Regions from separate parts of the Homo sapiens genome. Here region 1 is linked to region 2. The links are chromatin contacts, found by Hi-C or POLR2A ChIA-PET in ENCODE. All regions are on one chromosome and are shown on one strand. The core of a region is the stretch at or near the end of the contact, and the rest is flanking DNA. Distances in the headings are between cores, read along the strand shown. Region 1 overlaps MAML2 (mastermind like transcriptional coactivator 2). Region 2 overlaps MAML2 (mastermind like transcriptional coactivator 2).

What was found. A loop is a pair of places that touch in the nucleus more often than their neighbours do. ChIA-PET counts read pairs that join two places held with the same protein, here RNA polymerase II (POLR2A). Pooled maps may share reads with other maps.
Region 1: a map of PC-9 shows a loop between it and region 2 (8-fold over the local background). The contact joins two enhancer-like sites. A Hi-C loop is called at or near these places in 3 of 168 maps with a recorded cell type or tissue (PC-9, astrocyte of the cerebellum and mesothelial cell of epicardium) and 2 of 50 pooled maps. POLR2A ChIA-PET finds 5 or more read pairs at or near these places in 3 of 52 experiments (OCI-LY7, Panc1 and activated CD4-positive, alpha-beta T cell).

What each region holds. Positions count from the first base shown.
Region 1 is chr11:96,036,504-96,040,709 of GRCh38, reverse strand. All of the region lies in intron 2 of MAML2 (mastermind like transcriptional coactivator 2), which reads left to right. Among named protein-coding and RNA genes, the nearest start is that of MTMR2, 110 kb to the right of the region's middle. RefSeq lists an enhancer at 401-901. Within about 2 kb of position 2,934, at least 2 of the 41 ENCODE cell types and tissues checked have a DNase peak (open chromatin) inside an H3K27ac peak, as active enhancers do; they include PC-9, where a contact is called at or near this core.
Region 2 is chr11:95,989,220-95,993,607 of GRCh38, reverse strand. MAML2 (mastermind like transcriptional coactivator 2) reads left to right here. Exons shown (of 5, transcript NM_032427.4): 3 at 1,885-2,088. Among named protein-coding and RNA genes, the nearest start is that of MTMR2, 67 kb to the right of the region's middle. Within about 2 kb of position 1,972, at least 3 of the 41 ENCODE cell types and tissues checked have a DNase peak (open chromatin) inside an H3K27ac peak, as active enhancers do; they include PC-9, where a contact is called at or near this core.

The sequences.
Region 1 (4,206 bases), core at 1,685-4,184, 46 kb before region 2:
CTGCAACCCCCGCCTCCTGGGTTCAAGCAATTCTCGTACCTCAGCCTCCTGGGTAGCTAGGATTACAGGCGCCCACCACCATGCCCAGCTAATTTTTGTATTTTTAGTAGAGACGAGGTTTCACCATGTTGGTCAGGCTGTTCTCAAACTCCTGACCTCAGGTGATCCACCCGCCTCGGCCTCCCAAAGTGCTGGGATTACAGGTGTGAGCCACCGTGCCCAGCCAAGGAGGTTTTTTAGACTGTTGGTAATGTTTTGTTTTTTGTTCTCCAAGCTAGTTACATAAAGGTCATATATTGTGTGCAAACTCAGAGTTGTACATTAATGATATGATACTTTTCTGTGTGTGTATTATACTGCAATAGAAAGTTTAGAAAATGCAATTTTTACCCCAACACTTTTCATCTCTGTTACTCTATTTTTCTGTAATGCTTGCCATCTTCTAATATGTACTATAATTATGACATTTATTATATTATTTCCTCATTAGATGTAAGTTCTATGAATGCCAGGATTTTTATGTCTGCTTTATCTGTCACCTTGAAGTGTACCTGGCACATAATAAATAATATAATGAATGAACAAACTATTGAACCAGGAAAACATGAATAGAATAGGCCAGGCTCAGACATCTAAAGGGAACCCCGGTTTGAGGACTTGTGTTGCTTTGGAAGTGTCTCATTCCTGAGTGCAGCGAATAGGCTGCTAGCCCCAGGTTGTGATGATCTTTTTTTTTTTTTTTTTTTGAGACAGAGTCCTGCTCTGTCACTGTCGCTCAGGCTGGAGTGCAGTGGCACGATCTCTGCTCACTGCAAGCTTCGCCTCCCGGGTTCACGCCATTCTCCTGCCTCAGCCTCCTGAGTAGCTGGGACTACAGGCACCCGCCACTACGCCCGGCTAATTTTTGTATTTTGAGAGACAGGGTTTCACCGTGTTAGGGTTTCACCATGTTAGCCAGGATGGTCTCGATCTCCTGACCTCGTGATCCGCCTGCCTTGGCCTCCCAAAGTGCTGGGATTACAGGCGTGAGCCACCGCGCCCGGCCGATGATCTCTTTTCCTGCCTGTCTAAAGGTTACTTTTTCAAGGCTACTTCTGGGCCTTTAAGCTTTCTTTCTTATCCTAAACTATTTATTCTATTTGCGCCATGTCAGAAACCTTCCCATATTCAATGCAAAGCTCAAATGTCATCTTCTCCATAAAGCCTTTCTTAGCAGCCTCAACCCAAATTCCTCTAGCTCCTCCTATGTTACTTTTATGGAATTCTTTTCTGTTCCCTCCTCTCCTCTTCCCTCCTCCCCTCTCCCCTCTCCTGTCTCCTCTCCTCCCCTCTCCCTTATCCCCCTCCCCTCTCCTGTCTCCTCTCTCCTCTCCCCTCCCCTCCTCTCCTCCTCTCTCCCCTCTCTTCTCTCTTCTCTCACCTCTGTCTCCTCCTCTCCCCTCCTCTCCTCTTTTTCTGAGTTGGTCTTGCTCTGTCACTGAGGCTGGAGTTCAGTGGTGCAATCATGGCTCCCTGAAACCTCAACCTCCTAGGCTCAAGTGATCCTTCTGCTTCAGCCTCCCAAGTAGCTGGGACTACAGGCATACATCATCATGCCTGACTAATTCTTTAAAAACATTTTTGTGTAGACAGGGTCTCACTATGTTGCCTAAGCTGGTCTCAAACTCCTGGGCTCAAGTGAACTTGGCCTGCCAAAGTGCTGGGATTACAGATGTGTGCCACCAGTAATTCCGCCTGGCCTAGAATTATTTTCATTCATTTATTTATTCATTCATTCATTTGACAAGTATTATTAAGCACCTACTAAATGCCACATACTATACTAAGTGCTGAAGATACAAGGTTGAATAAAACAGTTATGTCTTTGATAGGGCTAGGTTTCAATAGAGTAGATGAACAATAAGTATATAAGGAAATACATAAAATCATTTTGGGTACTTTGAAAAAAATTAAGCAAGGTAGAGAGTTAGAGAGTGATGGAAGTGCTATTTTAGATAAGTTATGAGGGAAGACTTCTCTATAGGCAACACTGGAGAAGTGACCCAGATAAAGTAAGGACCATGAGGAGGAGCATTCCAGTTAGAGGAAACAGCAAATACAAATACCATGCAGTAAGAGCAAGCTTGGTATATGGGTCTCTTGCTGTGAATTCCTCCAGATAGGGCTTAAGTGCCTAGCACATTGCTTTGGATGAGAAAGTTCTAAGCGATTGAATAGTTGAACCAGTTTAAAACATTGAATTTATTCAAGATCTAGTCATAATTTTTATCTATTTTGCGTTTTTCCTTAGATCAACATTTCCTAAGATGTGTTCAGTAGAAGACATTCCAAATTGATTTACGCAAAATCTAGTTTCACCACATACACCAAAATGGTTCTGTGGTTAAATGAGTATAAGGAACGATGAAGATGTGTATGTCGATATAATACAGGTGTTGCTAAGACCCACAGTAAAACAAACAAGCAAACAAAAAAATGTCTAGTACATTATTTTCTAACCACAACCTTCCTTTCCCATAGAACACACATTACTAATGCACAAGACAGTAAAATTCCATAGAATTCAATTTGGTGGAGCATGTTCCTCAGATTCCTTCATTTTATATTAAGTATATATTTATTAAATTCTTAATATTTACCTGCTTTCATATTTTACGAGTAAAATATAGATGCCAGAATATTACAATGTTATTCTAATTATGGCACAAGAATGTGGATTTTCAACATTCTCTTTAGTACGTTAATGTAATACCTATTTTCACAGCCCCACCCTGCCTAATTTTAGCCTATATCTAGTGATCTTTATTAGCCAAGCCATCTCTTGGGGTATTTTGTCACTGTCAGGATTGGGAGTTAAAATATCAAGAGGCAAGTTTATGAGCCTTGAAGTAAACAAATAGCAGTCAAGGAAACAGAAACAAAGCTTAGAATGCCCAGCGAGAGCTCCTGGCTGGTGACACATCCAGGCTCTGTGGGTGAATTGCCTTTGAACACAGCTCCCTCTGGGAGAAAAGATCCAGCCAATTGCTGGTTCTAACCTGTGTGTTTTTGGTTTCTTCCCCTTTGCACGTCCTCTCTGAATTGGCCTGTTCTATGTTACTGGTGATTGCCTCAAAACTCAGAAGTCATAGTATCAATCTAAGCTTCTTTGCTCACTGATTGGAGACCTCTTTAAGTATTTATTAGTTTTCCATGGTCACCAGCCAGCTGGTGAATGCATGCTTCAGTAACAGGGCTAAATTTGCAAACAGCTGTCAAATAAAGTTGAAACTGTCTTACAACCGTGTATAAGGGTGTTTGTCTCGAAATGCATGTGTATATATCAGAGAAAGAGCAAGAGAGAGAACACCTGGACTTTTGGACAATTTAGCCAAAGATCTTGTAGCCACTGGTGATTTTTAAAAGGAGAAAAGAGCACTTATTCTTATTTTATTGTGGGCACGTCATTTAGCATTACAGGTTTAAAGGCAGCAGGGAAACTGCAAAGCCAGAGTTATTTTTTTTGTTGTTGTTGTTTTTTTATTTTTTATTTTCTGAGGCATTAGTTGCTGTGAAGAAAAACAAGCCAAAGTTTTGCTTGTGGGCAGAAACATCCCAGAATGCATCTGGTGACTGGGCAGAAAGCAAGTACTGGCAAGAGCCCAGGTGCGTTGGCTCCCGACGGCAGTGCAGGAACAACCTAGGCGGTATTCTCAGACTCCGATCAAATTTCCAAGATGGATCCAGTTCAAAATTATCTACTCCGCTTTCACTTATCTAAGATGGTGCTCCAAGTTTAGGATTACAGTCCTCTGAGCTGGGAGTGGAGACTATAGGGAGAAAACCCACTGGTGTTTTTAAATACCATGAAAGGTGTTTTATCTTGTTTAAGTTAGCCGCAGCACACCTGGAAATTAGAAATATACTGTCATTCCTGGGGAATTCAAGGCAGTAAGAATTATTGGGGGTTAACAATTTTCAGGAATTTGGATCGCCACATCTCAGCCCCGGAGTTATTTTTACAATGGGACTTCTTGGTTAAATCTCTAAATTTAAATAGATAAGGATTCAACATATTCTTGAATCTTGAGATCTAGTTTCCCTCATCATGGGCCAAGTAGGAAAGAAAGAAGTGAAACCCTCAAATCACAATGTATCCCTATTTGCCATCCTATCGTGAGCTCCTAAAATCTTATTTTCACACCAAGTGCTTTTTCACCGTCCACT
Region 2 (4,388 bases), core at 723-3,222:
GTTGCTTTGTGGTTTTTTGTTTGTTTGTTTTTGTTTTGAGACAGAGTCTTGCTCTGTCACCCAGGCTGGAGTGCAGCGGCACAATCTCGGGTCGCTGCAACCTCTGCCTCCTAGGTTCAAGTGATTCTCATGCCTCAGCCTCCTGAGTAAGTAATTGGGATTACAGGCATGTGCCACCACACCCAACTAATTTTCATATTTTAGTAGAGATGGGGTTTAACCATGTTGGCCAGGCTGGTCTCAAACTCCTGACCTCAGGTGAACCACCTGCCTCGGCCTCCCAAAGTGCTAGGTTTACAGGCATGAGCCACCGCACCCAACTCCCTGCTTAATGTTTTTATGTCTTGTAACCTTACATAGTTTAGTTGGTGAATGACAGATGGATTTTTTTTTTTTTTTTCTGGGCACAGTGCTTCATGCCTGTAATACCAGCACTGTGGGAGGCCAAGGATCTAGGATCACTTGAGCCCTTGACTTTGAGACCAGCCTGGGCAACATAGTAAGACCCCGTCTCTAAAAAAAATTTAAAAATTAGCCACCCTGTCTCTAAAAAAAATTTAAAAATTAGCCAGGTGGCGCACGCCTGTGGTCCCAGGCACTTTAGGAGGCTGAAGTGGGAGGACTGCTTGAGCCTGGGAGGTTGAAGCTGCAGTGAGCCATGATTATGCCACTGCACTCCAGCCTGGGTAATAGAGTGAGACTCTGTCTCTTAAAAAAAAAAAAGAGAGAGTTGGATTTCTTTTGTTCCCATGTATTCAGTGTTTCCCAAAGCATATTCCCTGGACCAATGAGTATCAGAATAACCTAAGGAGGTACCCTGATCTATAGCCTCAGAATCCCTGGGACAAGGCCAGGGCATCTGCCTTATAAGCTGATTCCCAGATCATTCTGATCAAAGTATAACAATTTTTGACTTAGTGTTTATATCATGTAAACTAAAATTTGATTTTACATTTTCTTATATTTATACATGTAAGCATTTCTCCCTCACTTGGGTGATAAATTCTCTAAGGTGATAACCATATTTTCTAGTCTTCTTGTAACCCTACTAGTGTACTAGTGTAGAGCTCAATCCTAAATACATCATTGGGAATTAATGAGAATATTCAACTGGGTTTAGCTTACTGTCTTGCAGAGTCCTGATCTGTCAATGCCAAAAAATTGGTAGAGACCTCAAATTAGAAAGGCAGTTCACCAATACCCAATATTATTTGATATACAGTTGAGTTTTTAATCAATATTTTCTCATTGTCAGTGTGTCGGGTATTCTTTTACTGAGATTCTTGCGCCGAGATACCTGAATTGTTGACTGCGGAACAAAATTTACAAGGCCCTGAGAAGTGAAGTCCTTTCCAAGTTTGAGTTTATAAAACAGAAACTTAGAGGCCTTCCTGCCTTTCTGTCACAGAAAGCTGGGTAAGGCAAAATGCCTTCTGTCCAAAATAGTTTCAACTTTTAAACACGTGAATTAAAACATGACTTTCATTGCAGGATCAGCAATGATACATGCTAACTTTGGGAAAAGGAAGGATTTGTTAGGTTATGATGTTTATTCCTGAGAAATTGAGAGGTTTGCCATATGTTTTTATGGTAGTTTTCTTTGAGGTTCCATAAACACCTTCTGGAATGTGGAGGTTCCACAATCAGAGTCCTCATGGGAGCTTTTCCAGTGCCCTAATGTCATTAACCCAGCTGCTTTGGTTGCTGTGTTATGCAATTATTTCTTCTACATTTAAAAAGCGATTCTCTGATCTCCAACCCATTTAACCATGTTTGATCTTTAATAAGATGAAAAATGTTTGGAATCTGAGTGTATGATCTTTGTGCTACATTTTTCTTTTTTTAATTCACAGTAGCTTTTCCTTCCCCCTTTCTCTTCTTTAGGATCAACACTCTGTGGTAGGCCAGAACACAGGCCCCAGTCCAAGTCCTAACCCCTGCTCAAATCCAAACACTGGAAGTGGTTACATGAACTCCCAGCAATCACTGTTGAATCAGCAATTGATGGGAAAGAAGCAGACTCTACAGAGGCAGATCATGGAGCAGAAACAGCAACTTCTTCTCCAGCAGCAGATGCTGGCTGACGCGGTAAAACTTTCTCTTAATTTCTACTGAACAAACCTGTTGACCCAACAGAGGGAGTTTATTCTTTTCCATTTATATTTACTGTGCCTACTTACGTGACAGCAACAAAGGTGTGCTGACTGTAAGAGAGGATAATTCCATACATTTAGTGTACTGCAGGAAGAAAAAAAAACCCAAACTTGATTTAACAACTGCTGGACACTTGGAATGCATGGCACCTCTGCTAACCAGCCCTGCCCAGCCCAGGAATGTCTAGAACAACCAACATGGGCATTTGAATCAGGCAAAAGAAACCAGTGTTGTTCCCCAGGCTTAAGGGGCAGAAACAGTAAACTGAACTTGAATCAACTCAAATCCAAACTGATTTTAGAGATAAGAGTTTCAAAAGCAATTTTAAAAGCCAACATGGAGCCTCAAAACCAAGATTTGGCTTCCAAAATAAAGCAACTCACAATGGGGGATTTTTTAAAAGAAAATGTAAAATACATTTCCCATTTGCACTGTATATATTAGGTTGATGCAAAAGTGATTGCGATTTTTGCCACTACTTTTAATGGCAAAAACCGTAATCACTTTTGCACCAACCTAATATTTGACTGTTTAAGAAAGACAAGATTGTGTTTCCCACACACTCTTCATGCATTAACCCTCCTTCAGTATTTATCTGCTCAGCCCTGGTTTCATTGCCTCCCTTCAAACTATTTGGCCAAATGAAATAAAAAGTAAGCATCTCCAGGTGAATTAGAGCTAAAGTATACAGAAAAGATAACAACAAAATCAAATAATTTTATATTCAAGGAGCTTTGTAGTGAGAGTCAGAAATGCAGGGTATCACAAGTGCTATAATTATTCAGTAAATAATAATTTGCAATGAGGGGAGAGCCATAAACAAGGCAAATCCTCTCTTCACCCTAGAGAAGCCTTGAGCCCACTGAGGATATGTCAGATAAATTGGCCAATTGTAATGCATGTGATTAAATGCCATACTCTGGTAACTACTAGAAATGATTTCAGAAAGAACTTTCTATCTACCGAATATCTGAAAGTGGAGTAAGAGATGAGTAGGAGGGTTATTTCAGCCAGAACAACCAGCATATTCAAAGACCTAGGGACAATAAAGGATACTACATATTATGCCTGCCAAGGTATTGAGTGTGCACGAGAAGGGGGAATTGATGGGTAAAGATGGGATAAGAAGCAGGAGGATAGGGCTTGAGAGGCCAGAATTTACATTAAAAAGCAACAGAAGAGATTTTAAGGATTTAACACAAGGGGAAGTACTAGATTCAGATTTGCATTATAGTAAAAGTATAAAATATACTAAAAAGTATAAAAAGTAAGAGAAAAAAGTATACTTTTTACAGTAAAAAGTATAAAAAGTAAGAGAAAATGTAATGGAAAGAAAGATTAAATCCAGCCTGCAAAGATTGAGGATAGTCTCCCAAAGAAGTAAAATTTGACATTGATTTTGAAGGACTGTAGGATTCTGATAGAGTAGGTGGGGTCCACTATTGTAGGTGGAGGGTGGAGCACCAAAAGGTGCAGCCTGGGTGTGAATTTGTTGGTGAGTTTGAGATTGCATTATGAAATATTTAATGCCTGATAAAAAGTAAACATAGTATAACAACCACACTTTTAAAGGAATTACAAGTGGAATAAGTTTCGTATTCAGGGCATGTGAAAAGAAATAGTGAGAAGTAAATTTATTTGACCTGGAATAAGGAATATTGAGAAATAAGATTACAGATGACGTTGAATACTGCCATAAGGTTTAAGGGAGTCACAGACTGGATCACAAAGTGACACAACTGGTTTCTTCTAGAAATCATAGTTTTGAAAACTCCAGTCCTCCCCCCTGTTCCCTTCCCCTCCCATTTTTATCCTTATAAGCTAAAGAACTTAGAAACAAGGACAGCAGAGAGAAAAATGTGTAATCTAAGGTTGACTTACTGGGTACACTTTCATCACTACCATCAATACTACTAATTTCATGAATTATAACACACAGAGGTTGATTTTCAGCTCTTGTTAAAAGGCAAGGAAGTGGTAGCATATACATTCCATGAGGGTCCTGGCCTGGCACTGGGCTAACTCCCACTGGGCCCCAGTTGAGTCACCACTAGGACAGGTGCAAAGGGCAGTGGCATAAACTGTGAGATGAATGAGAATGAGGCTGCTGTTTTTGTGATTTTTAAAAACCATTCACATTTCTCTTTGTTTGGACACCATTGAGGGTGTCTGTGCTTTTTAGCATATCCAGGAAGAAGTGGTCTTTGATACCACTGTACATTAGCATATGCTTT